Linked DNA regions of Mus musculus: region 1 is linked to region 2. The links are chromatin loops, found by intact Hi-C in ENCODE. Cell type or tissue: heart. All regions are shown on one strand. Links, peaks and the distances in the headings refer to the core of each region. The heading gives the core; the rest is flanking DNA. Region 1 overlaps Syn3 (synapsin III). Region 2 holds the start of Timp3 (tissue inhibitor of metalloproteinase 3).

Evidence for each region. A loop is a pair of places that touch in the nucleus more often than their neighbours do. Peaks named below come from ENCODE experiments on the same cell type or tissue, not always from the same donor. Only the 100,000 strongest peaks of a DNase experiment are listed, where the experiment ranks them.
Region 1: it touches region 2 in a loop (2.8-fold over the local background); 11 of 42 quality-filtered maps call a loop at or near these places.

The regions. Positions count from the first base shown.
Region 1 is chr10:86,351,226-86,366,334 of GRCm38, reverse strand. Syn3 (synapsin III) reads left to right here. Exons shown (of 14, transcript NM_013722.3): 5 at 11,833-11,989; 6 at 14,695-14,784. Among named protein-coding and RNA genes, the nearest start is that of Timp3, 58 kb to the right of the region's middle. In heart, for the core only: a CTCF peak has its summit at 9,330 (motif pointing left); a DNase peak (open chromatin) is centred at 6,424; H3K27ac peaks cover 335 bases.
Region 2 is chr10:86,296,177-86,311,285 of GRCm38, reverse strand. All of the region lies in intron 6 of Syn3 (synapsin III), which reads left to right. Timp3 (tissue inhibitor of metalloproteinase 3) reads right to left here and starts at 10,874. Exons shown (of 5, transcript NM_011595.2): 1 at 10,312-10,874. The coding sequence starts at 10,432. RefSeq lists an enhancer at 13,869-15,109. In heart, for the core only: a CTCF peak has its summit at 8,377 (motif pointing left); DNase peaks (open chromatin) are centred at 7,595, 8,355, 9,005, 10,835 and 4 weaker places; H3K4me3 peaks cover 3,514 bases; H3K27ac peaks cover 3,391 bases.

The sequences.
Region 1 (15,109 bases), core at 4,394-12,393, 55 kb before region 2:
ACCTCCCCTCTCTGAGGATACCCTCAGGGTAGGTCTCCCTTCATAAAACAGACAAGGACCCATCTTGTTTCTCAAGAGGGAAGTTGTCCCGGGAAGAAGCTCATCATGAGGGAGGAGGGAAAACCTTTGGGTGTGGCAGGAAGGATGGGCCAGATAAGGGTTTGGAGCCAGTGGTCAACATGGCAGCTTTGAGCTCTTGGACCCAGCCCGGGCTTAGGGAAAAAGGTGAGTCTTTCTAGAATTCTGTATCCACTAGTGTGCGTTTTCTGTGATGGAAGTGTTGAGCAGTCCCTGGCTAGGTGGTTATTAACCTTACAGCAGCAGTCATGTGACCTGTTAACACAGCTCTCCATGGGAGAAGGCTTGGGGCATACATTTCCGCTAGCTCCTGTCTCTGAAATGCGTGTCCTGTCACTCCAGGGCAAAACTATTATTTTTTAATCTCAAAACAGTTTTCCCTCCCCCCTACACCCCTGTATATCTCTCACATCTGTTCCAGCCAAGAAGGAACAGCTGCTCGGAGGCCCACCTCTCATCAGCTGCCTTATCTCCTGGATGAATAATGTCCCCTTCCCCAGCAGCAGTGGGCTGGCAGGAGGCCCACAGTGCTGCAGGCTGATGACAGCCCTCAGAGCTAAGGCAGCTGTGGGAAAAGGATGGGCTGCCCAGGACCCACGTGGGTGAGGCTGTCCTCCATCTTCCAAGCCTGGAGGTCCCAAATTTCAGTGAACCTCATCTCACACACAGCCTGACCAGCACACCTCAAAACGCTGCCTGGGAAACAGAGGCACTTCAGACGTGGGCCCTGCTCTTCAAGAATGGGAATTGTTCATGAAATGTGATTAGCTTCATAATCTTGAAATCTGTTTACCTACTCCAGGTCTCAGTTTTCCTCATCTGCAAAATAGGTTGAAATAAATGTTGGATCAAAGCAATGGGTTCTCTGCTCAGCTCTGTGCCAGCAGTGCGTCCTGCGTGCAACACAATTCAGTAACACTAGACACGCAAGGCTTTCCCAGGGCATTCATTGTCACCTTGAGCAACTGCATCCCCAGACAACTAAGAGGCTTAATAACTCTCCACATCCCCTCTCCCACCTGCTAGAGAGTCAGTAACAGACTTCCATGGCAGTAAAACAGCCGTCTTTTGGCAAGTGGAGTATTAGTTGTGCCCCAGGTTCCCCAGTGAATCCCACCAAGCTCCATATTAGCCAACAGAATTCTTTTCCTCTGTTTTTGTCTCCCTCACTGAGTCACATGATTTCAACCTTAGCTTCCAGTTCCTCATCTCAGGAACCCAGGGCAGGGTAAGCACCTACTTCATAAAAGTTGAATGTGTGGATCTAGGAGATGAGGTTTATAAGTAACCAGCCCTCAGCCAGCATCCCCAGTGAGTCCCGGGAATTCCTAAAACAATTCCAACATGACGGACTGCAGCTAGGGGCATAGATGCTAGGAGCAGAAGCTGAAAGCTAAATTCTCAAGTCGGAAAGCCTAGGAAAGGCTGGCTAGCTCCTAACTCAACTCTACTTGTGTCTTAGTTAGGGTTTTATTTCTGTCAAGAGACACCAGGGCAACTCTTACGCAGGAAAACATTACATTGGGGCTGGCTTACAGGTTCAGCGGTTCAGTCCATTGTCATCATAGCAGGAAGCATGGTAGTATCCAGGCAGACATGGCGCAGGAGGAGCTGAGAGTTCTCAGGCAACAGGAGACTGCGTGCCACACTGAGCACATATCACCTCAAAGCCCAACTCCACAGTGACACACTTCCTCCAACAAGGTCACATCTACTCCTACAAGGCCATACATACCTCCTAATAGTGCTCTTTCCTATGGGCCAAGCATTCAAACACACGAGTCTACAGGGGACATACCTATCCAAGCCACCACATTCCACTCGCTGGCTCTCATAGGCTTGTTACCATTATGTAGGTAGTCCAACTTCAAAAGTCCCTGTAGTCTATCACAGCCTCAACCATGTTTAAAAGTTCACAGTCTCTTCTGAGATTCATGCAATCTCTTAATTGTAATCCCCTATAATATCACCGTCAAAACCAGATCACGTACTTCCAACCTACAGTGGTATAGGATGTACATTGCCAATCCAAAACGTAGGGAAAGCACAGTGAGGAAACACTGGACCAAAGCAGGTCTGAAAAGCAGCTGGGCAAACCCCAAACTCTGCAACTCCGTGTCTGATGTCAAAGCACTCTGCATATCTCCACCTCCTTTCAGTTTGTGGATTCCAACACACTTCGTTCTCTTGGGCTGGTTCTACTTCCTGTTAGCAGCTTTCCTCAGCAGATATCCCAGGGCTCTGGCATCTCTAACATCCTGGGATCTCCAAACCTTCATAGCTTCACACTGTGAAGCTTCATCATGACCTCCCTGGGCCCTCATGCAGGGATACCCCTGCCACACACCTGGCCTCGGCAGCATCTGTTTGTCTCAGAGGGAGATTCCATAACCCCTTTCTGAACCACATGGCCAAACTGCAAACCTCTGCTACTTGCTGGGGCTGGAACATAGCCCCCTTGTTCAATCCCATCTTCACCAGCTTTCTGTTTTCAATGGTTTCCTTCACTGCCTAAGCTTGGCTGCCCTGGATCTTACTCTGTCGGCCAGGCTGCCCTTGAACTCAGAGATCTCCTTGCCTCTCTCACGTGAGTGGTGGGATTAAAGGCAAGTATGTACTCGCACGCTCAGAAAACTGTTCTTTAACTCCCTTTCACAAGATAGAAGTTTAGCTGTGTGTAATCTTGCCCTGAGGTCACCACTCGTTTATTTCATTCAATATCATTAATCTGTTCATCTCCTTGAACCCAGGCCTTGGCTCCTTCCCTCCTCTGGGTGCCTCCTTTCTCCTTTCAACCTTTTTGCAGTTTCCCTTGCACAGCTTGCTCCTTTTCATCAAATCATTCTTCACAAGACTGAACTGTAAGGAGCTACACAACCAGTATCGATACTTGACTGCTTTGAGATTTCATTTGTTAATGCAATTAATATAAACCTCTTCACTTTAGCCTCAGCAGTCTGTTCAGACAAGGGCAAAAAATCAGCCACATTCTTCACCAGAATATCACAAGATGAATCTCTAGGCAACATACGAAAATTCTTCCCTGAAACCTCTGAGCCAGGCCCCCACAATTCAAATCACCCTCAGCACCACTGTCTTCCATTCTTCTACTAGTGTGGTCCATTAAGCGTTGCTTAAAGAATTCCATTGCGTTCCTAACCCAAAGTCAACATAGCTCCAAACAAAAGCACGGTCAGGCCTTTGACAGCAGTACTCCAGTTTCTTGGTGCCAACCTCTGTCTTAGTTAGGGTTTTATTACTGTGAAGAGAGGTGTGTTTATAAAAAGATGAAGAGAGAAGGGATATGTTTGGTGGACGTGTAGTCAGGTATGGGGGGAAGGGGATGCCTCCGCAGACCCATGCTGAGCCCCTTCCCTGAGCATGCTCCCCCATCTGAGTATCCCCCTTCCCTGGAGCATCAAGACTCTACAGGATTAGGCACATCCTCTCCCACTGAGGCCAGACAAGGCAGTTCTTGGCTACATATGTGCCAGAGCCTCAGACCAGCCCGTGCATGCTCTTTGGTTGGTGGCTTGGTCTCTGGGAGCTCCCAGGGATCCGGGTTAGTTGAGACTGTTGATCTTCCTACGGGGTTACCATTTCCTTTAGCTCCTTCAGTCCTTCCCCTAACTCTTTCTTAGGGGTTTCCAATCTCAGTCCAATGCATGGCTGTCAGTATCTGTGTCTGTCTCAGTCAGCTGCTGGGAGAGCCTCTCAGAGGACAGCCATGCTAGACAACTCTTATAAAGGAAAACATTTAATTGGGACTGGCTTTAGAGTTTCAGAGATTTGTCATAGTGGGTAGAACGGCAGCATACAAGCAGGCATATTGCTGGAGATGGAGCTAAGAGATCGACACCTTGATCCAAAGGCAACAGAAGGAGACTGTGTGCCACATTGGGAGTAGCTTGAGCATGGGAGACCTCAAAACCTGCTCCCACAGTGACACACTTCCTCCAAAAAGGCCATACCTACTCCAGCAAGGCCACACTTCCTAATAGTATCATTTCCTGTGTGTCAAACATGGGGACTGAAATGAACTGGCACGGTCTGAGGTGCCCAACAAGCTTAACAACAACAAAAAAGGCTAGGGTCTAGCTGGGACTACAATGGTAGAGACATGTTTCTTGTCTTCCTATCATTTAGTTTCATTTCTGTTGTGGGAAAAAAAAATCTTGACCGAAAGGCTTTACTGATAAAACGGGTTATCTTTTGAGATAGTTTTATTCACGTGGCAGTGTACATCTTAGAGTTTCCCATGGAAAAACATCACTCTTACAGCTTTATTTTTTCAGAATGAAGATAGCCTTTTTAAAAAATATATTTAATTTTATGTTTTTAGTTATTCACTTTACATTCAGCTCACTGCCCCTCTTCCAGTCACACCCCTCCCATAATCTTTCCCCCATGCCTCCCCCATTCTCCTCTGAGTGGGTGGGGGCCTCCCTGGATATCCCCTCACCCTGGCACTTCACACCTCTATGGATAGCTTTAAAATAAAAATCTGCATATAAAAATGTTCTGTGTTGTTTTATTTTATTATTTATTTACTTACTTACTTACTTACTTACTTACTTACTTACTTACTTATTTATGCACTTTATATCCTGATCATTGTCTCCCCATCCTTCCTCCTCTGAGAGAGTGGAGCCCTGCCCCCACCCCATATCCCCCAACCCTGGCACATCTAGTCTCTTCAAGGCCAGGCTCTTCTTTTCCCACTGAGGCCAGTCAAGACAACCAAGTTAGGGGAACGGATTTCACAAGCAGGCAACAGCTTTTGGGATAGCCCTCACTCCACTTGTTCGGGGCCCACATGAAGACCGAGCTGTACGTCTGCTACATATGTAGGGGGCCTCGGTCCAGCCTCTGTATGCCTTTTGGCTGGTGGTCAGTCTCTGAGAGGTGTTTTATTTTAAGGCAAACAATAGCTAAAGAAGATCCAGCTTTCTATTTCCCATTCCTCCCCGCTCAAATCATCAGGTTAGCATTTTGGTGAATGTCCATCTACCCATGTTTTTATGTATTGATGAATAATAATAAAAACATGAACATTAATTTCCAGTGAATTTTTGTGAGTAAAGATATTCTTTACTTGTTGGGTTTAATATTTGCTGTAATTTTAATATAAACCTCCCCCAAACCCATATGCAAGCAATAAGAGATGGGGCCTTCGGGAGTAAGCAAAGTCTTTACGATGCAGCCCGTATAGGTGAGATTGATTAGTGTCCCTGCTAAGAGATCTAGAGAGCCATCACACTCCTTCCTGCTGTCTCTGGTAAAGACACAATAAGAAGGCCAGGCCATGAACTGGAAAGTAGGGTTTTACCACTCCCTCACTCTTCTGCTTCTGCTTCCTTGACCTTGGATTTCCAGACCTGAAAGCCATAAGAAATAAATATAAGTTGTTTATAAGCCACCCAGCCTGTGGTGTTTTGTTACAGCTCCTGGAATAGATTGGCACAGGGCTGCTGTTTTGGCAAGAGGAGCATGTAAGTCTGGATGGATTTACATAGAAGAACAAAATAAGCCAGAAAACCCTAGAAGTTACCGGAACAAGGGAATATGGGACTGCCCAAGGAATTGGATCACAGAGGTTACTGAAGACAGCATCACAGATTGTGTGGCTTAAATGACAGAAATGCATCCTCTCCTAATCCTGGAGGATCCAAGTCTGAAGTCAGGGCATCTGGTCCTCTGGAAGTCTCAGGGAGAACATTTTGTTGCTTCTTGCTAGCTTCTCAAAGTTGTCAACAGCCTTTGAAAGGTTTTGGTGTATATACCATCTTCTCCATCTTTGATTCCTTTATCATTGATGTTTATTCTCTCTCTCTCTCATATGTGCATATGTATATGAATAGTTTCCTCTTACTAAGACAGCCATTATGATCCATTCCATTATCATGTAACCTTTTAGCTCAGTAACCCTACAAAGGCTCTATTTCCATGTCAACTCACCTTCATAGGTGACAGGACCCCAGGTAACAGGGATCAGAACTTTAACCTATGCTTTGGAGAGACATGATTCAGCCCAGGATAGGGCGAAGCCCCAGGGTAAAGGACGGAGGAAAAGGATGGAGCCACTGATGCATTTTCTGACATGAAACAAAGAAGAACCCAAAATGATCCTGAGAATAGAGACACGAAACCTGCTTCCCCCAAAAGCCCCTGCCTGTGTTTTTATTAACCTCTCAGTACTTAAAAGCTCTGAGATTCACGAGAGCAAGCTGCCCATGCGCTCCTTCAAGTCCCTTTCCCACTGGTGCATGTAGCTGGCAGCTTCCCCGTGGGCCCCATCAGCCTGGCTCCAGTATCCTGTTTTCTGTTCCTTGCCAGATTTCTGGTTGGTTGCCACCTAATTCCTTTGAGCCTGGACTAATTTCTTGCAGTCCTCAGGAAGCATTGCTAATTCTCAAGTCTTCCCATCTGGCAGGTCCATCCCCACCCTCTGTACAGCATGCATGTTTCCTGTGATTTATATTTGTAGCAAGATGGCGTTATCATGACCTTAAAACACAGAGAAAGCCCTGATGGTCAGATCTCCCTCCCTCCTTCCCTTTTGCTAGTTTGCAGCAACCTGGGTTCCTATGCCCTAGATTGTACACCAAAGCTTATATGTATAGAAGCCGAGTAGAAAGCGTTCTGGGGAGTATAGAGACAGTCCATAAAAAAGCTGGAGTTTCTCTGCTGGCAGGCATATAGAATGTCTGGAGCCTTCCCAGGCCTGGCTAAGAACAGATATGGATGTGATGGACCAGGCTGTGACCCAAGCCAGCATGATCATCCCTTTTGCCAACTTAGAAGCTACAGAACAAGGAATAGTTGCAAAATCTCATTGAAGCAGCTGAGAATAATGAGGTTCCTGCTCATTAGCTGAGGTCCCCTGCCAGAATCCGTTCTTGCTACTGCAAGACCTTACATAGCTGAAGGAATTATGACACTTCTCCAGGGTTCAGAGTGACTCAGTCTTGGGCCCCCTGCCTCTTGACATTGCCTCAAGCCCTCAGTAATCCCCAGCAATGTACCATCTGTCCTGTCCTTACCGTTTAATTATCTGTCATCCTCAATTTCTCTGGAGTTCTGGCAGCCACTTTTAAGACATACCTGGGGTCCAAGAGCTCATATAAAAGTTTAAGAGGAAGATAAAAGGAACCCCAGTGAGAGTCTCCAGCACCAACTTGTGTGAGACTGTCAGAGATCCCGCAAAAGCATGAAATGGATAGGACTTAGACTCTGCGGGATAGCAGAGACAGAAGAAAGCAGTGATTGGCTAGCAAGGGAATGACAATAGTGTTTTACCAGTGCCCAGCTCTGGTGCCACATCATATGTCTCTATATTCCAGCCACAGAATTGGTTGCAAAATTTGTCACTTTGTCCCAGTGTTAAAGCCATATTTATGGCAAAATGACACAGATCAATAGAAACCAGGCAGAAAAGAAGACCTCATGGTTCACTTAGCTCAGAAGATAAAGGTGGCTTTCGGCCAGGCTCTGTGGATGTCAGGGACTAGGCAATCAAGGGCAAGGCCTTCGTCTCTGTACCAAGAGACCATACGGGCATCTGTTCTGCAGCAAATGGGAAAAGAAGCAAAAAACGAAAAACAAAACAAAACAAAAACAAAGATCTCCACCAGCTAACTTCTTAGCTGACTACTCCTTTTCTCTACAATTCGTAGACAGCAACTGCAGGGAAGCTGATGAGGACACTCTTCATGCATTCCCAACCTGTTCCTGTCACAGTGACACAGTTCACTAATGGGAGGGAATTTAATCACGAGTTCTGCCTGCCAAAAAAGAGAAAAAAAAAAGGATATTGGCAGATAAAATAAAACCCACAGCATTCTTCCTGCTACCTGGAGAACCCTTAAATCCCTGTCTGTAGAGAAACCCCACTTCTTCTTCAAGATCTAAGCCCTTCTATACACATTTACGCAGTCCTGCCCCAGGAAAAACTGAACATTTTTTTTTTTAAATTTTAAGGCATGTAGCCCTGGCTGTCATGGAACTCACTCAGAAGATATGGCTGGCCTCAAACTCACAGAAATCGCCTGCCTCTACCTGGGATTAAAGGTGCGCACCACCAACGCCTGCCCCTTAGGCTGAACACTCTCTGGAACACCTTAGTATCTCGTCTACTCCTTTGTCATGGCATTTGCTTTTTTTTGGTTTGTTTGTTTTTAATTTGATGTATGTTTGTTGTACAGGTGGATATGTACATCCTTCATACAATGTCACAGGCATTTCTTCAAACGTTTATATGACTATGCACATCTTTTGAGGAGAGTCACTCCCTCCCTCTTACTCCCCTTCCTGATAATCACATGCATCTTCCCCAAGCCTGACAACCTTCCTTCTGCTTCCCCATGTCTCATAATTGTGTGCATCTACGTGAAATCTACGATCCTCTAACTAAAGAAAACACATGGTTGATATTTGTCCCTTTGAGTATCGCTTACTTTGCTTAAGATAATTCCGGTCGCATCCATGTTCCTGCAAATTTACCTAAATTTCGTTCTTGTCTATGGCTGATTGAAACTCCCTTATGCGTTCATCTGTTGGTGACACCTAGGCTGATTCTGTAACTTGGCTATTATCTGAGCAAACATGTGTTTGATGTTTGTTTGGTCTCTCCATGCACAGATCCCTCCTGGACTGTCAGGTCTACAATCTGGGGTTATGTTCCCATCATCTTGGTACCTCGGTACTTGGAAATGTCTGGGGACCAGGGGCTTGGATGTTTGGAGGACATGGAGGACATCCACCCTCTGGCTGGACAGAGAAACCAGGGTCCTGGGTTAAAGGAAGCAGCTACTTGCTACTGGTCAATAATCTCCGTACATTCCTTGGAGCTTTAAGAGGGAGGAGCCTGTGCATTCTGTGTAGCAGTGACTCCACCTATAGACTGTAGCACATGCCTGGCCAGCCCTGGTACAGCATTTGGGCGAAAATACTACCCTTCATTCACTGGATATGAGAATCTTGAGAGGTCAGGGAGGTCAATTTGAGTTCCTTGGGATTGCATTTTTCTTGTTGGGGCTGATATTCCTCCATAAATACTGAACCAGTGTCACTATGAAGCAGACCACAGTTATGAGGGTCACATACTGTTGTCTGGAAACCCTGACCATCAGACTTCATTTCTTCCCTGTCACCACAAGAAAGAACTTCTTCCTCTTTGCAATGGCCCTTCCTCCCCATGTTTATTGTTTACTCAGTCCTTCTTATGCATGCTCTCGTTATCGCCCTCTTCTGGCCTCTTTGAGCACTGTCTCCACATACACAACTTGTCTCCATTCCACTCCCCACAGACACATAAATAAAAATAAAAACAAAAATCTTTTCTTTAAAACACTATTCTAGTCTTACAAGCTGGCCTAAGCAGTGAGATTTGACTGTATTTTCCTGATTGTGTCCCTAATTCTGAGTTCTTCACACATCTAAAGAAGCTAGGAAGAGAGCCAGCTGGAGACTCCTGACTGCGTCCTCAAGGTGGCCTTACCCAGGCCTGGCAAGACACTGAGTCCACTGCCATTATTGTCTATAAGGAAGGCCACCCAGCCAGGATGGAGTCCTGCCTGACTACCTGGCCTCTCAATACAGCAAACAGAGTGAAAGCAAAAGGCAACATCTGATAAGATAAACCAGGGGAAGGGTGGGGCAGACATGTTTATGTGCCTTATAAAAAAGATGCACCTAGTAAAAATATCTTACCACACTTGATATGAAAAGGGCTGTGTCCTTATTGTACAGAGGCCCTGTGAGGAAGCTGAGTGGAGAGCCACAGTTTTTAAAATGGAGAAAGATGTGAGCAGAGTCACACAAGAAAGGCAAATCAGATGGTTAATTTTTAAAAATATTAAGGCAAATAACAGAGACATCCACGGTATCCTTGGAGGGATGTGACTCGGCAAATTGAAACACTCGTTGTTCAAGAAACTATAGTGTTATGAGACCTGATGGTCACAGGCCTGTTACTCTAGGTACTTGAGAGATTAAGTCAGGAAAACAAGTTCAAGGCCAGCCTAGGCTCCAGGGGGAATTCAAGAGTAGCATGGGGAGAGTGGCTCTGGGGAGGAAAGAGGGAGGGAACAAGGAGAGAAAAAAGGAAGAAAGGAAAAAGAAATTTTGTTTTTGGGGGTATGTTGGTCGTAGAGGAACTATTCTTATCATTGCATTATGTAAAAAATTCCAGAATCATAATGGATAGAAGGCATGAAATCAATTATGTGTATGACTACATGCTGTATACAGTAAAATCAATAGTTGGATCAAAATGTGTATATAAAGATTGTTAGGAATTTTCTCTGCATTTTGTAAATTCTCTGGCAATTTGTTTGCTTCTTCGTGCATCCCATGGGTCTTTTGGTAAATCATATAAGAGTAGAAAACGGTTCTGTTGCAAGTAAGTGCTTCTGGTTGCCCTCCGATCCCTCCTTCATCCTCCCATCTCGGTTGCTCTCATTCCAAGTTTCTAACTTTAACATTCCTACGCTAAGGCTGACCATTCCCATAAACACACTGTGAGTCAGACTCCTGAAGGCAGGCCACGGTCTGATCTGAGTAGCCTGTGGAGATGAGTGACCATTTAGCAGAAAACACCCTTGCATTTGCTTTGATGGGAGCGGATGATGTTCACAGTAGCCTCCACCACACCTTCCCTTCGCATACCTGCCCTAGAAGTGCCAAACACTAGGAGATCTGTTGAGAGCCAAGGTCAGCATGACCTGAGACACATCTGCACTGTGCACGTCTGTCCTCAGAGGGAACATGTCCTTCCCCTCTGAGAATTATTTTAGATTATATTTGAATTATTTTAAAGAGACAATACTTCAGTGAAGTTAAGGATATGACTCCAGATGAGACAGGCAGATCAATGGCACCGTGTTGAGTGTCCACCCTCTGCCCACTGTGAGACTGGTCTTACATGTGTCTTAGAAGTAAGGAGCACAAAAATAAGTTGGCCTTTGACAGTGTGAGTGGAACACGGTAAGTCTGCCAAGAGCCAGGATGTGGTGTTAAAAGCATAAAGACTGGAGAACCAATGATAGAATTCAAAGGCAACTTTCCTGTTCATCAGCTTTGTGGTTTAAGGGAGTTAATTTCTCAGTCTCTCCAGCTATAAAATGTGGAAGGGATAGCCCAGCCGTCTCCCAACTCTGTTCGTTTATCAGGACCCTGCCTTCAGCAGAGCCCAACAATGAACCCGTGTGCACTTGTAGTTTGCTACTTTCTAGAGGTTGCCACTTAGAAACCACAAGGCCATTTTGGTCAGATGTCTACAAGGAGGAATTCTGGGTACCAGAGAGTGGACAGCTATAGACCTAACCCTTTTACTTACCAGCAGGTCTCTTTGAACAAAATATGTATCTTCCTGCATTTTAGGATGTACCTGTGAGAAATGGGAGCTGATAGCATCCATACATAAGGGAATACATATATTCTGCATGCTGCTCAGAATGTAGTAAAAAGTTATTCCATTGCCTAGTTATTTGAGACATTTTCCCTAGTTAGAAAAAAAAATGGGAATCTAGGAAACAGCCTAAAATCCATACACAAGAAAGTACCTGTTCTTTTCAGTTCATTTGCTTTGTAGTTGTGTAACTGTGAGTTTTGTCTAGCCCTTTCTGTCCTCCCCTCCCCTGCCCTCTCACCTGAGAGCTCCTTTGGGTAACAGATACATAGGGTCAGGTCTGTAATCAGCAAAGTCTTGGTTATGCAGCCGTGTAAGATCCTTGTTGTTCCCTCTCTTGGCAGGTCCTTCAAACCTGACTTCATCCTGGTCCGACAGCATGCCTACAGCATGGCCCTGGCTGAGGACTACCGGAGCCTGGTCATCGGCCTCCAGTATGGAGGGCTTCCTGCTGTCAACTCTCTCTACTCCGTATACAACTTCTGCAGCAAGCCTTGGGTGGTAGGTTACAGATCAGTCCATCTGGAGGGAACTGGGAAGCATGAGGTGGTCCTGTAATGGCTCCATTTCCCCAACACAGGACCTCAGCAAGGAGAAGAGTCTTATTTAAACAGCAAAACAAACAACTTGACCCCAGGCCTCTTCAGGGAATTGCGGCCTTGCAAATAGTATGTGTAACCCATTACGATAGAGGACTGTGCTACAGGAATATTAATCTTGATGACTTATAGCTCAGTTAATACAGTACTGGGCTCGGCCTCTACTGCTTCATAAACCAGATGTGGCGGTGGATACCTATAGTCACAGCACTTAGGAGATGGAGGCAGATGGATCAGACAGGGACTGACTTGGCTATGTACTAAGAGTTCTAAGCCAGACCAGGCTATGTGAGACCCTGACTCAAACAAAAACAAACATATATTACCGGTTTCTAACATTCTAGCATGTTCTTATTGTTGCTCTTCAACGTTATTAAACACTTATGAGTGCCAGAAGCCCTTGAGAGGTACCCATGCTATCAGTGTTTGACGATGGTTTCATGGCTCTGCTCTAGCGAGGAGGCTTACTTTCAGGCTGGATAAGAAACCCTGGGGTCTTAGGGCTCGTGGATGGTGAAGTCAGACTCTGAAGCCCTCTTTCTCCAACTTAACAGTTGCTTTCTCCCCATGGATTCCCTAGTCTCAACCATTCATTTGCTCTACTCAGGTTTCCATCCAACCATCATCAAAAATGAAGGGGCTTCCTAAAATACCAGCCCTCTTCCATTCTTTCAAATGCTCTCTGTCCCTAACTGAACTTTGTGATCCCACAGTTGGGTCTGCATCTAAATGACATCATTCCTTTAGCTACTATCTATCTCCATTAGTATAAGCAATGCACACACACACACACACACACACACACACACACACAGAGTGATAACATCAGAGTGTCTGCTGCTTGATCAATCTTCTATTCTACTGGAACAGTCTATTAACAAATGTGACAACTGTGTTATCAGTCCTATGATACATACCTTGATACCTCAGGGACAAAGGCAACTCAAAGGTGAAGAGAAAATGCTATGAATTGCTTCAGCTCTCTGGCCTATCGACCCTGTTTGGCTGCCTATCTGTCATCACCTTGGCGAGAAGGGCACTGATTGTTCTGGACTCTGAAGCTAGATTGCCCAAGGCCAAGTTTCTCCATTGAATGTGTGCCCTCAAGCAATTTCATTAACCTCTCTAAATTCAGCGTCCTTATTTTTTAAAAAGGATGATAATAATAGGTTCTTCCTGGTTTTCAGTAGGAGCATGTAAAGTGTATGTAATGGTGGTTGGTACACAGCATACCCATATGAGAAATTGGGACAATTGTTGCCTCTTACACATGGACTGTGACTACGCTGGGATGGCACTCAATATTTGTTGAATCTTGAGTTCATGTAATACATATTGATAGTCATGGCTACAGTCACCCTAGCTGTGGTCTCTTTGTGTCATTAGACCCATGGAATCTATGGTTTGAGTACCACGAGAAGGACACAGTCCATGGTTTTGATAGCAGCAGCTTCACTCGCATCCACTATGTCCTGTACTCAGCCCCAATATGCACATCCTGATAAGCAGGTATCTCTACTGCACAAGCGAGGAAACTGAGGCCCATAGAGCTGGCTGGCAGCAAGTGCTGCCTCTCTTCTCCATAACCCATGAGCCTAGCTATAAGCTGCACTGCAACTTCCTTATCTATAGAATGAGTGATACCCTCAAACATATTTCCCCACATTTCTCAAGTTCTCCAAGAATGACTCTGGGCTCTGCTGCACACTTGGGCACAGGAGCCCAGTGCGGAGCAGGAATTCTCTCAGATTTTTCATCTCTGGAGCAAAACATGGCTCTTCTTCTACCCACCAGATACCTGTTTGCAGAGTCCGAGCTGTTGTTTTGGTATCTGCCTGTCATTTCCCTTTGCCTTTGGAGTGAATGAGATCCTTGGTCCAGCCTTTTAAAGCTCATAAGGACCACCCTTTGCCAGCTTTCTAATCATGCCCTGCACCTGAGGCTACAGCCACGGCAGCCACTGAAGGCCTTCTGTGTCTCCTTGACCACACAAAACACCCTTCTTTCTCTTATAGCATAGGTCCAGGGGGCCTTCCTGATGCCCCCCCCTCCTCTATGTCCCAAATCCCCCATGCTTCCCACTAGCATTACCATCCCATCCCAACTTTGTAATGTACAAATTAGGAAAGTGACATTCGGAAACCTACACTTGACCCCTGCTCCTCCAGGTCTTATAGCTAGTAAATAACAGGAAATAAATTCTTTAGTTTGAATGAGAGAGTCTGGATTCAGAGTGAGTATCACAAAGTGCCTACAATGCTGTCCTACCTAGAAAGATAGACATTGTAGGCAGAGGGATTGCAGGACTCCCAGAAGACTGTACTGTGGGCAAGAACCTTGTGTTAAATGGCTGAGAATGCAGTTAAGAGCTTGTAAAATGTGGTTAACTGTAGCCAGTTACCTGCTAACTTGCTAGGTCAGGGGGCAAGGCACAAGGGGTAAAGAGAAATGATATCTAACCAAGGAGGGTGCCTTTTAATCCTAGTGGTGGACAACAGATTCTAGAACTTAGCACAGGGCAGGCACTTGAAGGCCAGGTTCAAGTGGGTTCCTGGATCCTAGTGGGAAACCCTAGCTGCCTAATGATCTCTCCTTTTTCTCTCCCAGTTTTCTCAGCTCATTAAGATCTTCCATTCCTTGGGTCCTGAGAAATTTCCACTAGTGGAGCAAACATTTTTCCCCAACCACAAGCCAATGGTGAGTGCCTTTTTAGTTCTGCTTATCTTTATAATGCAGAATGACTATTGCTTGTCTATCTTCTGAGTCACTTTGGGCTGCTCAGGCCTCGCTTCCTGGTTGTCTGGACTCCACATGAGAGCCTTCATGTCCTGTGCTTGTGGGGATGTATAGTGTTTCTTGAGGAACCTCGAGGAAGGTTCAACTTCTCTAGGATAAATCAGGCAGTAGGACAAGTGACAAAAGTACTTGGCATTCTGTGAAACTCTGTTAATTCTTAACACATCAAGGCACATCTTGAGCTGGCATCCTTGAGCCAGAGGCGGAGTATAAAGGGAAAAGGCAT
Region 2 (15,109 bases), core at 4,425-12,424:
TGTGTGTGTGTTTGAAGGCCAAAAGTAAATGTTGGATATCTTCCTCATTCGCTCCCTACCTTATTTTTTGAGACAAGTTCTCTTACTCAACCTGGAACTCAGAGGTTAGTCTACACTGGCTGATCAGCAAGCCTTGGACATTCTTTTGTACTCTGCATCAGGTCTACGGTTTTAGAATCAGACCATAATACCGTTTTTTGTTTGTTTGTTTTTAATGTGGGTGCTGGAATCTGTGCTTTCAAGCACTTTTCTGACTGAGCCATTTCCCAGCCTCTTTCGCTGTGTTTTCCAAGTTGATCACTGCTCTTTAATACAGCAGCTGTTTCTCACTGAGCTGCATGGCAAAACCTGATACTATCTCTTTTTCCCACCACTCCCAAGCTGAGGACACTGCTGCCTAGAAGGACTGGATGCTGCCTTTTTCAAACATCCCCTCATTCATTCACAATGACTTTACTATGTGCACACTAACATCAGACCAGTGAGTAAGACCCAGTTCCCATATAAGGGAGGCAATAAGACTATGTCGTAATCACGAGGGTTGGTATTTACCAAGCCCTTACTACAGGCTAAGCAGCGAGCCAAGACGGCTGTTTCCATGATCTCAGTGAATTCCCTCCACAGCCCTGTGAAGCGAACGGTCTTCTTATACATGCAGGGTAACAGAGAGGAAAAGCAAGAATGAGATAGGCTGGCTTGCCCAAGACATGTAACCAGCAAGTAATAAAGTCAAGATCTGAGGCAAGCTGGTTAACATCACAACCTGTATTCTTCACCAGCTCAGAAACTGGGAAGGACATGGTACCAAGAATGTAGGCTGTGAGGAAATCATTTTGCTTCAAAAGAGCCACTGGCCATATTCATTCTGAGATCTGAGGACTTAAAGGTTACTCAAGAGGTCACCAGATACAAGGTCACAAGAAACCTGTAACCTACACAGCTGAATCAGTGTATGCTTGTGTGTGTGTGTGTGTGTGTGTGTGTGTGTGTGTGTGTGTGTGTGTGTGTGTGATTTTACATTGTAGTAACACTTAAAAACTAAAGTTTCACCCTAGCACGTTGGGGTTTCCAGCTTATTATAAGAACCTAAACATCTGGCCACACTGTCCCCTTACCAAAGGACATGGATTTTCCAGTTCATCACAGTTGCCACCAGTTCTATTGCCTCCCTGATATCAAGGAGAAGAGGAGGTACTCAAAGCCACCACGTAGATATTTGGGGACAAATGTGGCAAACAAGAGACTGGAGACCCTTATATGTTTAGCTGATAGTAGTAATAGTCTCACGTGCTTGATATTACAATAACCCTCCCTTTCTGGCTAGACAATGTCAGCATCAGATTTGTGCCCTGAACTAATTAATTACAAAGAAACCCAAGCTGGAAGATAATGAGTCAAAGGGGATCTGGAGCCCACAGCCACCTGCCCACAAGAGGCATAGTCCCCATCATGTCTATCTATCCAGATCTGTATCCCAGGCAGCCCTTTGGGTGTTGAGCTTCTCACAAATCTCAGGCCTTTGGGTGTCTGTTTGTCCTTATTGGAGAGGAAAGTGGAGTGGGCTTGCTCAGTGATCACATGTTTGACCTGAAACTTCCAGACTTTCTCTCTTGGAGTAAACAGACTCGTATGAAATAATATCACTTTTAATTAGAGGTCTACATCTAAGCTGGTCTTCCAGTGGGAAAGTCTTTTCTGCAGCTTAGAAGGCTTCCTACCAAACTGTCCAGCAGTCAGTGACAGACCCTGAAGCGACCTTGATTCCGAATTCTGGCCTTAAGCTAAGTCTGCAAGGCTGCTGTCTACAGGTAAACCAGATGTGATCCAACAGGAAGTCCGGTGGTCCCATAGATCATTGAGCTCAGCTCATTAGATGTGTTTGGGTAGAATCCTCACTATGTTCACAGCCACAGAGATCCTGATCTGATCTTAGCAGGCCATATTTCTAATGAAGCTTCCTTCAAAGAGTGTTATTGGCGGCACTAGGTGTTCCATCCTGAGCTCTGCTAGATAGCCCTCCCCAAGGAAACCTGACCCAGAATACTGACCCATCGTAATAAGTAACATCCATGCACAAAAGAGTAGACACACACAGTCAGTCCTTCACTTGTCCAGATGAGAGATCAATTCCTGGGGAGGATCATACCACCAAGGTAATTCCAGAGTCAGATGATAAACTTGAGGCAGACCTCAGATCTCATAACTGGAGACCAGTGATCTCGTCACATCAACACACAGGAAGCACGGGCTCTCTAGTCCCAAGCTGGGTGGAGACAGGAGGAACTGATTTGTTATCCAAGTTTAATATCACCAGCTTCTAGAACACTCCCTTCAGCTACTCTAGTATCTCCACTTCTTTCCACCTATCAGAAGGAAATGTGCTTAGAAGAGTCTAAATGGGGAAGGGCAACCCCTAATCCATGAATACCACTGGACTTGGTCTTCAGAAGGCATGGGATCTACTCTACAGTGAAGCTACCCAGCCATACCACCAATATCAGTATTGATAGCTACCCAACCACACATACCGTATCAGTATTGATAGCCATCAAGTGGGAACAGTGACCCTCCCACCACCCTGCTTTTTTTTTTAATGTGCATACTTAGCCAAGCAGCTTAGCTCATGAAACCTTACCATCACACTTTCCCCCTTGTCACTTCCCCTTGCCCTAGCCTGGGTCTCACAAGGACCTGATATCCGAATCCAACAGACTTCTCTTCAGGTAGCCAGGTTGCCTGCCTGGGACAAGCATTCCTGGGAGGACAGAAGCTGTGCAGAAGTTGGGGTGAAGAGACTAACTACCTTGTGATGTTGAAGATCTGTGCTTCTAGAGCTTGCTCTGCTCAAGGCTCCCCCTCTCTACCCTTGCCCTGAATCCCCACACCTTCACCCCCTCATCCCATCATCCCAGAGCTATTAGTCACTGGCTGAACTTTACCGTGGCTCTCTGAAGCCAAACCATTTTCTTCTCCTTCACCCTTTCTTCTGCCAGGTGGCACAGACCTAGTACTACTGGAAGTCCCTAGTGTCCCAGATGTGAATGACACGGGTAGGTGATAAGAAATATGTGACATTAAATCAGACCTGCATGTCGGGCAGTGCTGTGCAGTGGAGACTACTCCTTTGGTGGCAGCCAGGCTGTCTCAGTCGCACAGAAGACTTCTCCAGGCCCCTCTGCATCTCCAGACACACTTCATTAAGTAAATGAGCCAAAGACCCATTGGTCCCACCACAGTTCGGAGACATCTTGTGGCCTCCTGCTATATGCTAATTAGCTAGACCCAAGCTTAGTCTATTATGCTGATGGTGTTTCAACCTGCTACACCCAGGCCACATCCTCAAAGGGTATCCAACACAATGGGACCCAGGAACTTCTTGCTTCTCCACTAGTCCTGGACACATCAGGTATAATGTCAGCGAAGTGACAAGGTCCATGACCTTACTTAGAGATCTATACACTCTTCTAACACTTCAGTAGGCTCAGGAGAGTCCCAAGCGTCCTTTGGGCTGCAATCAATTAGCATGGCAGCCAATATGTCCAACTTGAACCTGCTAGCATTGTGGCAATTTTCTGTTTTAAACTGTTTGTTTATAGGACTGGGAATAGATACTCCACACATGAAGCTGTGAAGCAATATCCACTGATGGAGAAGTGGATTTTAAAATATTTTTCAGTATCAAGAAGGATGGATTCAATAAGGGTGAAGATAGAGATCTAGGCTAGAAATCATGGATTTTTCGTGTGGCTTGGTTCCATTAAGAACTCCAAATAACTAACACTATAATGAAATTGAGGACAGCAGGGACCAGAGAGGCTGTCAAAGGGAATGGCCCCAGAGCGTTCCAACAGTGTGAGTCAGAGACCAATGTGCCAAAGTTGCACATTGTTGCAAAAGAAGGAGGACCTTCCCTGTTCTAGAGAGCTGCGTTTCTTAGTCTCCAGGAGAAGAGACCCTAAATCTACAGGAGAGAATGATCCTGAACACAGTCTTTGGCGATATAGCTTCAGGCTGGGCTGTTTCTTGTCTGATGTTAGGCAGGAAGTTTTCCTTTTTCAACCTGAGGCTACTGAGTGGGTAGCACATGAGAAGGAATGCCTCATCTTTACACAAGTGAGGAGCTCAGCCCATGGCCGTTGTGATAGTAATTGCAACCTCAATGATAGGTCTGATTAGGAAGATGCTGTTGTGTTTGTTCCACTGTATGGTGGGGCTAGAATTATCACATAAGCAGAGAACAAAACAGGTGCCTCAGCAGGCTTGTGGTTCTGGCTTTGGGATGATGCCCTCTGGGCAGGCCTCATGGAATTTCAGAGGAGTTGACTTTTAGTAGAAATGGTGTCCTACAGATAGCAGAAAACAGGACCAAGTGAGACCCAGAAAATGAGAAGTTCATGAGGATGTATGATGGGAGGACCTAGCATGCATGGGTCAAGAGCCGGCAGAAAACAGGATCACCAGGAAAGCAGGAAAGACCAATGAAGAGATGGGCAGGGCCCATTATCAGTCCTTACAAAAGCCATTTTATTATAACTTTACCCCATTAACCCACTGAAGACTTCTAGTCAGGATGGTGGGATCATTTCTTAAAGCAGGTTTCCTAATGTCAAGACCCCAGAGTCTTTCTCTGCCAGGCCCACTCTGTCTCAGCTATTTACCGCCGTCCTTGCAGCCATTTTATTTTTCCATCCAAGCACTATCCAGATGAGCAATCACTGCAGGAAGGAACAAAGGCATCAGTCTTCTTGCTGTCACCCTGAGCCCAACTAGGGGCACAAAAGCCTATGTCCCAGTTTCACACATGCACTTTTGAACCTGAGTTCATGCAAAAACCAAAGTCCAAACAAGTTTCCAGTAATGAAAAGCGCCCTACGTATTATAAAAGCAAAAGCCTACAGCCATCTCTAACTAAAGTAGCCCAGCCACAAGTCAAGAGCTGTGGCTGTCCTACCACTTAAGACCTTCTCTTGGTATGAAAGTGATCCCATTAACTTGGCCTAAGTGGCCTTAATTTTGTTCCCTTTCAAAAAGATAAAAAGGCTGACCAAAAGCAGAAGTCGTCAGAATACCAAGGAAATGTCTAAAATTGTTTTCCATTTGAGAGAAGCCTGAATGTATCTGCAGCACAACACTGTGCTATTGCCTCCATCTCCCATCCTCTGATTGCAAACCTAAAAAGGACAGAGTCAACATGCAGCTCTGGCGGTGGACTGCAGCAAAGCTGAAAATACAGTGTCCTTCCTTCCCACCAATACTTCCAAATGTACGCTTGCCATAGAGGCTTCTCCACGCACAGCAGCAAAAGATAATATAGTGACCATGTGTTCTAGCACTCTTAGGAAGGTGAAAGTTGTTAGAAGCATAGCTATCCATAAATAGGAGATATCTAAATAAAGTGATGGTAGATCTAAATGAATATTATATTGTCATAGTAATATCACCACATATAGCACTATAAATGTTATATAGTCTAGCTGGAGACACCAGAGAGGTGGGATACATGGGTGTAAATACTAGTCTCTGCTACTTACCAGGTATAGCACTGAACAACTTACTGAATTTTTCTGAGCTGCAGCTTTTTTCAGTGAAGATGATAATAGTACATCTGCCTCGTAGGACTGTTGAGAGACTTGAATGAACTAATGCATATTAATTATTTGGAATGATGCCTAGCACACAGTAATCATTCTATCTTAAAACTCAGCATTGGGTTTTAAAAAAATTATCATCCCATGGAATACTAAGGAGAGCAAGACTACAATTACCCACATGTATATGTATATCACTCCCTGGTATACATGATTGAACAGAAACGACACCAAGGTCACTCCAGTATTCAGTCTTCTAACTTTACAACTTTCTAATGAAGCAAAACTTCTGGGAATGTTCCTCGGATAATGATGTAAGGATGCAGATGGAGAATAGAAAGAAGTAGTATTGATTGAAGCAGCGATCCAAAGCGACTTGCTCTTTCTTTGATTTTGTAGAGGTGGGTAGATGAAGAGATAGGGAGGTACATGTATAAATGGATGGGTGGATGGGTGGGTGGATGGATGGATGGATGGATAGATAGATAGATAGATAGATAGATAGATAGATAGATAGATAGATAGATAGGTAGGTAGATAGATAGGATAAATGATACATAAACATAAAATAACACATCACTGTAAAACTTTAAGCTTAAAGGCATGAATAAAAAAAGGTCTGAAAGTACAAATTACTGTGTCCTTTCATCACGAGGAGAGTAAAGGCTGAAAGGACCCAATAAAAGCCTAAACACAAAGCCAACAAGATGCTGGGGTTGGGGAGGGGGGAGGATCTGAGCCCAGCTGTGCCCTGTCCAGGGCTCTTCCACCATCCCACATGGCCTCTAGAGACCACCCAAGAGCTGAATGTGACAAAAGTGGTTAGAAGGGGCCTTCGTGTCCACATAGCACAGGCTAAAGTGTTAAAAGCCAAAGGGGACTGGAATGGTTTTTGTTTTTCATTAATGAACCTGTTGGAATGTGCCAGTCAGCAGCTGAGCTCAATGGCTCCTGCTGTGCCAGCAAAGCCACTTCCCAGCCCTGTTCTAGTCTTGTCTGTCAGGGGACTGGGAAAGGGACAGATCAGTCAGAGGGGCACCTTCTACACCCACGAGGACCCCAGTCTGCAGACTTCCTTCCTGCCTCATGCTCCACTCATCCACCTCCCACTCAGCACTGGCAGGTGGATCCCCTGGGAATCCTGTCTCCTACAGTCATCCTGCAAGTTTGGATTCTATCAGCCTTGCTGTTCGCTGGTCTTAGTGACACACAATTAGTTTCACTCTGACCTAATAATTTTGAGAGTCTTTTCTGGTTTTAGTAGCTAAAGAACATAGGGAATTTCCTTTTTTTTTTTTTAATGTTGTTCCGTTATAAAACTATAATCAATTCTTCCTCCGTAAACAGGATACTTAATTAAAACTGCTGGCCCCTTTAGCTGCCTTCAAAGGTTGGAGGAAAGCTTTTCTAATCTAGATGAAAATGCCATCTGTCCCTTTCATTTGGATTCCAGGTGCAGGTGCCTGCCTTAGGATGTCAGAAGTCAGTGCAAGATGTCAGAGGTTAGTGAAAGGTCTCATCATGAAGACTGAATGCATGCCTGGCCACTACTGGGTGGCCTTGCATGATCTCATTCAGCCTCAGTATTTCCCATCTGAGAAATGGGTGCAATACCACTTAAGGTTGCTGGGGAGTTAAGATAGTACCTCTAACATGCTTGCACACCCATGCAAGTCTGAATGCATCCGTCCCTTCTTTCCTCTTGCCTAACAGCAGTCTTCCTCTGGCCAGGATTCTCGAGATACTATTAGCATTGGTACACATGGACATGCACACATGCACGTACACGCACACCACCATCCCCACTAGGTGGTTGTCAATTCTCCAAAGTTCCATAATTTCATTTTCTTTGTGTCTGTCTGCCTGTAGGAGTGAGAGGGCATAGGTCACGTTTGTCTACAAATGGCTTCTTTGCTAAAACCACTTCAGATCTGATGCTGAAGGAACACGCCCCTGGCAGTGGTCCCTGTCAAAACAACTCAATGATATCAGGGCTATTCTCCAAGGTTGTCAGCTGCTCCTCCCAGACCCAGGGCTGACACCTCTCCACTCCCACCAATGCCACTGCCTAATTACTCCTTGTGAATGGAGACAGAGAGAAGGGGGTTTTCTCTACTACTCCCACCTCTGCCAAAACCACACACACACACACACACACACACACACACACACACACACACACACACACACACACACACCACCCCACTCCAGTTTTCAGAATGCTCTGAACATTTCCCATCCTTCCTGAACTAAGGTGGCCAGAACAAAGTCTGCCTGGCCAAGCCTGCCTCTTTCATTCCCAGTGCCCTCCCCGCTGCTTCTTCAGTCAAGGTTTTGAAGGAGGAGCAAGGACTGGAAGGAGAAGGCCCCAGGTGAGGCGACTGCTGCCAAGTCTCTTTCTTTGCCCCACAGTGTATCTGATAAGCGTCTGTGTAGTTTATTCTTCTAAACACTTTAATAGGGTACAGGGCCTGCAGTTGCCATAGAAACACCTTTTAACTCCTCCTCATCCAGAAGGTTGTGCCAGTCCCATGGGTTTTGGAGAAAAAAAAGAGAAAAGAGACACCCGTGGATAAAGAAACAGGGAGAGGGAAGGCCATTTTGGTGTGGTGATGGGGGCTTACCAGGGGCCCAGCTAGGCATGCTGTGCCCTTGCCTGGCAGCATGGCATCTGGCCAGAGTGAGAATGCTTGAAGGTTCTGGAAGAGGAAGGAGGCAGACGGGCTTGAGCACACTTTCCGAGCTCCAGTTTCCCGAGGACAGTTGGGAGCCATCTACTGGTGGCAACAGGCAGGGTGCCTGCTGCTGTCAGGCGGCAGCAGGTCAACAAGCCAGCAGGCCCACACCCACACCTCCCATTTTTAAAAGCATTATCTCATCTCTTGTGCAGTGCACCAAACTGAGGGTTAGTGAGCCTGGATCCCTGCCAGAGCAAGGATCTCTCTCTCTCTCTCTCTCTCTCTCTCTCTCTCTCTCTCTCTCTCTCTCTGTTCTGGGTTTGGCATATTTCTTGGTAATTTGACTTTGTTCTAGGAAGCATATTAAGAGGAAGGAAAAAAAAAAGCTGTTTCTTGAATAAACCCATAGAAATTACAAGAAACTTTGTCAGTCTGACCCACAGTAGGACCCCAGGAGTGCCCACTGGGAACACGCTCATGTTGTCAAGGCCGAAACCTCTAATCTCTAGGTTAGAGATGAGAACCCTCTCTCCCTACTCACACTACCAAACCAAACTGAACACGCCTCGACCCACTGTGAAGCTGAAAAGAGCTTGGACCATAGACTGCACACCCAGATTCCTCCACCTGCTAGCTCACAGGCCAGCACCAGGCTCTAGGCTGAGCAAAAGCAGACAGCAGGAACTAGTAGAGAAAGTCATCGGCTACTGGGAGGAAAGACTAAGAGGAATCTGGGTGGGGGCCCTAATGAGAGAAGGGAGAAAACTTTCCCAGCCCTCCAGCAATCCAAAAAAGGATGCTTGCAAGCACTCCATAAAGCCAGGGGTTCTCCCCCAGGGACAGAGAAGGGTGGGTGTCTCTGGGTCCCAGGAAACCTTCAAGAAGGGTGACTGCAGGGTCACACAAACACCCTGGGCTGCCAAGTGGACTGACCTGACCACCAAAACCACCTCCCAGATTTCCCCCTAGGCCGACCCACCAGCAGTGCCTCTCCAACCTTGGTTTTCTTTCCTGCCAGGTCACCACCCCTCCCCCCGCCCCCCTCTCAACACAACACACTTGCAGAGTAGAATCCCTCACTCAAGACCCAGTGGAAATTTTCCATCTCCTTTATGACCATACTTAAAACACACACACTCCATTCTTTACTGACTCCACACTGGCTAAGGGCAGCCTCTTGTCCCACCCCTGCCCAGCAAACACACATTGGACCTGAGAGCTTTAAGGAGCTGGAGAAGAGAGTAGCCAGCTTCCACTTCCCCTGGAGCCCTCCAAACACTAATGTCCCCAACACTCCTCTGGATAGTGGGTTCTACTTCTTATCAAGTCCCTCTAATCAGCACAGTCTCTTTGAGACCATCACCACAAGCGATGAGACCTTTGGCAGCTTTGCTCTTTTGGTGACAAATCTGCTTTCTCCGATGATACTCACTCTCTCCCTCCTCACAAACATTCCGGGGGAAGAAAAAATATATCTTCCTGTGAATTTTCACAGCTCTATGATAAGTGATTCCCCCACAGTCACCTCAGGCCAGCTATCAACACTCTGATGCAGTTCTCCCAGGGAGGAGGGCAATCCCACAGTTTCCGCCCCCCCCCTCCCCGTTTTTTTTTCATCTCCCCCTCCCCCCTTTTCCAGCCACCCAAACTTGGCAGGCAAGAAGCTCCATTAGCACTTGCCGGGAGAGCCTGCAGCTAGGCTGAGTTTCTCAAGGAAAAGAATGAAGTTCAAGGGCGCGGGAGATAAGCAATCTTTGAAGCTAGGAGTTTTCTCTCTCGCAACTCCACCCGCACAGACTACAACTTGTAAAGTGTCGTCGAGGTCCCAGAACTTCAGTTAGCGTTCCAACTTTTCAGAATCTCTCACCCTCCTTCTCCAGCTCTTTTCCCTTCAAGGCAATGGGGAAATTTTTCTAGATATCAAGCAGGACCTCGTTCACGCTCGCCCGCCAGAGACCACTAGGCCACTGGTTGGGTTCCCTCTGCAGGGCATCTCCCCACACAGAGTCCCCGCCCAGGGAAACTGAGTCTTCCGGAGCACTTACCGATGTCGGAGTTGCAGAAGGCATCCTGGGGATGGCTGGGAGAGCATGTGCACGCTTCCGCGCCCCAGTGCCCAAGGCTCCAGCAGCTCAGGAGCACGACAAGCCCAAGCCAGGGAGTCATGGTAGCTGTTGTGGTCCGCTGCGGGGACTGCCGCTCTTTTCTTCAAAGTTGCCGAGCGCTAGCGCTGATGCTACAGTCCGAGCTCACTCGCTGGGTTTAACCGGGCACTGTGCACGGTGGGCAACGATGAGCTCCGGGGAAGTGCCTTCCAAGTAGCCCGGCGGGACAGGACTAAGTGGCCAAGGGTCGCTGGAACACGAGTCCGCGGAGCCAACGAGTGGCCTCCCGGAGAAGGATCGGGAAGCGGAGAAGCGGGAGAAGAAGATTCTTGGCGCTGGCGGCTGCCCGCTGCCCACTGTGAGCGAGAGTCCAGGGCTGCAGAGTGATATAGGGGCGCGAGGGGACCCAGCCCCTCGGGAGCTCGGGGTCCGCCCCCTCCGACCAATGGCAGCGCCGCATTACCTCATCGGCCCTCCAAAAAGGGGGCGGGGCCGGGGGGCGCGGGGCGACAGGGCGGAGCCGGCCCGGACCGTTCAGATCCTTATAGGGAATAATGCAGTTGTGGGCACGCGAGTGGGTGGGCTGGGCGCGTCCTGGGCCGGTGTGCGCTACAGCGGCGTCCCACGGCCCCTTCGCCCTACGCCCACCGCCTCTCTATGAGCCTTGGACCTAAACAAGGATTCAGTCCCAGCCACCCAGCCTTCCTGCATAATCTCTTCCAAGGGCCCCAGGTGGCCCGCACCCTGAAGTCCTTGATCACGCCTCCTGGAAAAAGTCAAGAAGGAAGCCTCAAAGAAATTTTCACCTTCTTATCTTTCCTAGAGAGAGCAGGGAGTAAGAGGAAACCGCTGGACATCAGCTTCCCTCACCTCCCACCCCCAACACACACACACACACACACACACACACACACACACACACACACACCTCTGCCTTTGTGGGATGGCTGTGGTAATTGCCATTGGGGGTAAATGGATCTGTGGAATTATTCAACAGACCCTGTTCTGGACGTCAAGCAAGCCCTTGCAACCAGGGCGATTGTGCTAGTATGATGAGGAAACTAGAATAGTTGGAGACCTAGGTTAGAATGACTAAGAGGGCGTTGTTTTCTGTGGGACAGTAAAAGATGTGACATCATGCCAGAAGAACATCAATCACAAAGGCCTGGGTCTTCTTTGAAGGAAAGAATATAGGGAAAGGGGGAGTATGATAGCTGGTCTCCCTGGTGGCAGACAGCAATCCTTCCTTCTGCAAGGAACATTTGAGGTAAAGCAATCAGTACGTGGAATAAAACCAGTTCTTAGAGAAAACCACCTATAGAGCAATATTGGTAACATTATTACCAACCCATTTTAAATAACATCTTAATTGGGGTGTGTGTGTGTGTGTGTGTGCTCATGCTGTTTTTTGAGACATAGTCTTACTATGTAGCCCAGGCTGACCTTGAACTCAAGATCTTCCTGAGTCAGGCTTCTGTTAGAGTTACAGATGTGCAGCGTCATACCTGGCCTATGCTCTCTTTTTAAAAGCAGGATTCCATACTCCATCTCGTTGTGTTCACATATTCCTTCTAGTTGGGGAAAGTGAGAACAGGTGTCCTGTGTACCTTCCAGCTGAAGAAGCAGGCCCAGAAAGGGATGCTCCCACCACACTCTCTAGCTGGCTCTTCTTACCAAAAGGGATGTACATCCCTGACTCAGCATCCCTTTGACCGATAGTACTCTTTTAGAGTAATCTCTCTCCCCTCTCTCCTACCTGGTTTTGAAGGAGACCTGTGTTTTAGCTGCAGAATGCTGTAAACTTGTAACAAATGAGGAAAATCCAAGGGACTCCCTTGGGTTATCCCCAAGAGAAGAAACTTTTATGGCAGAAGCAGAAGGCAACATGGTAACATTATTTCTGACTTAACTGCCCTTGTTGTGGTTGTTGTGTGTTGATGCTGTGGTTATTTTGAGACAGAGTATCATTAAGTAGTCCAGGATGACCTTGAACTCTCGATGCCCCTGCCTCAGCCTCCCAAATGCTTCCAAGAAGCCTCCACCCAAGTATTACAGCTATACAGAAGAGATCTTAGCTCCCACATCTTTCTGTCTTAGCCCCACTCAGCTCTGAAGCCCCTCCCCTCCTTAATTCTGTTTCAGGGTGCTCTGGCCTTCTCACTACTCTTCTAGCCCCGGCTCCAGGAATATAGTTATATGGTTTCCTTTCCTGACACGCTGAGGCCGAGTATCAGCTATTTGCAGCATTGCTTTTTTAGCCATAGGAAAGTCCCAAGAAACTTGAGTGTAGATAGTAGCCGGCAGTCAGTCACTTGAGGCCCGAGCCATGGGCACTAATGGGGCCACTCTGAGGAACTAGGTTGAATGAGGACATACTTGGTGGAATCTGAGAGATTCACTGAACCTTGCACCGTGCCAGTCATGTGGAAGACTTTAGAAGGGTTTACAGACAAATCCCTTTGGTTTAACATCTTACAGGCTAGAGGCCTCTCTTCTCTGCTTTCCTATTGCAAGACCATTTTGTCCAAAGTGCCCTTTGTTTTTCCTCCAAGAGAAAGCCTTTCTGGAATGCAAGACAATCGCCAGGCAGCTACTTTGCGCTACGTGTCACAGAGCAGATGTCCTAAGAGAGGACGTCTGAAGTGTGTCTTGTTCTGGGGGCTACTTCCTTAGCAAAGCCTGGGTGTCTTCTGATTATTTTCCATCCTGAAAGCTGCTGATTTGGATTTGTTTCTCCCTTGATTCTTCAGCACGGACTCACTCAGAATTTGAGGGCCTCAGGAGATACCTACAGCATTCTGGTCAGGAGTTTTCTCTTCTGCCTAAGCTGAACTGCTCGTCTCTGCTCACCTCTGCAAGGTCAGCGTAGTCATGATCCTAGGAACAAGATGACGGGGCTCCCTGAGTCCTCATGTAGGTCCTTCCAGCAGGTGTGCCTTGAAGCCACCCATCTGGACATTAGGTTGTTCACTGGGCTAATAGTGTGTAAGGATTGCTTCTGCTAGTCTATTTAGTGAGCAAGATTGAATGGGCCTGGAGCTTGGGTAAGAATGGGGATACCAGCTTTGCTTATCTCTTCTGGTGGCTGAGAACAATGACAAATTTATGACACTGGGCGAGCTGAAGAGGCTTCAACCAACACCTGGCTTGTCCTCAAACCTAACTGGCTCACCTAGTCCCTCTGTTGGAACTTTTCTAGAGACGTTAAGAGCATGTTCACTTCCTATGTATCAAAATTCAGAGGGTAGACCTGTAGGGGGTATTTTCTCAGGCATCTGAAGAAGATACAAAGTTGCTCCGAGACTGTTGAACTTCATATTCAACATGAGAAAAATAATGTTCAGAAGAAAGAATTTACCCAGTGTCCCACACTCAGCTGGAGGCAGAGCCAAGTTCATGTTGTGAACCCTGATTCCTTAGCTTCTATCTGCATCACATCCACAGGGCTGTCTTCCAGGCCAGGGCATGGAATAAATGTATTTCCAAGTCCCATAGCTGGCCTGTGGAGAGCTATCTGTACTGCCTAAGGGTTCTTGTCTACACTAACAGATCCTCTGAGCTGACCAGCGTTGTATAGTTTTGTGTAACTCAGAGGTTACTGCCTGTTTCCCTTTCTACCTTATTACATGATACCTTTTGAAAACATGCCAAGCACGTTTTACAAATAGATGTGTGAATACCTCCTTTCTGGAGAGGAAAAGCAGGCTAGGATGGAAAGGAAACATATCCACACCTGAGACCTGTGATAGACATGGCTGCTGAACAGTCAGTCATACTTCCAATCCAGTGGACAAGTCACTTCATGCATCAGTTTCCATGTTTATTGGATAAAAGATTAGACTTTATGATTCCCTGCAAGATGTCCCTTGGTGTTGATAATAATAACAACAATAATAGTAAGTCTACTACTCCATGGGAAATTCTCAAAGTTGAGGTGAATGGACGTGAAGGAAGATAAAACTCACTGTGTGAGCAGGTTTGACCTCAAACCAGCATGCCCACCCACCTCACTCTCAGCATTTCCTACACTCCCACACTACTCTGTCTTCCTAGACACAGGCTTAAAATAAAAGACGGCTGTGCAGACTGTGTTGATAAAGGTACAGGAGAGACTTGGGGTCTTGTTTCTGGTGGAGCCTCTTGGTGTTACCAGTCCATCTTTCTGTTCTCTTTTGGATTGGAAGCATTAAAGGGTCCAGAGCTGTGTCTTTTGTGTTCAAAACTTAGTGGACCCTTGCACACCGTTCCAGTCTCAATTTAGATATTACCTCCTTAGCTTGACCCTTTTCCATCCCCTTCAAGCGGATTCCCCACAGCACCTTAGTTGGGTTCTTTTTTGCGTGTAGCTGACTCTGATATGGTTGCTCATCTACCTGTTTCTCTTCCTGAAGTGTAAGCCCATTGAGGATAGAGCATTGGCAGCAAGATTCAGTTCACTAATGGCTGCAGGGACCCAGAAGTCCACACTAGTCCCGAGGCTCAAAGTTGAGCTTGACAGGCAGCAGCTCCTCAGAGGGACTCACCGAGCCTATCCCTCTGGCTAAGGCTAGGGGGCGCCGTAAGCCAGAAAACACCAATTCCCTGAGCCTTCAGCCTGCTGGTCTCGCAGGCCCAGAAAGGGACATATCCACGCCAGACAACGGGGTGCGGGTGCCTTGAGTGGGTGAAACGATCCCTTCCCGTCTGACGGCCACAAAGTTCTCAGTCAACATCCCGTCTGGGTCTGCAGCTGCCTGAG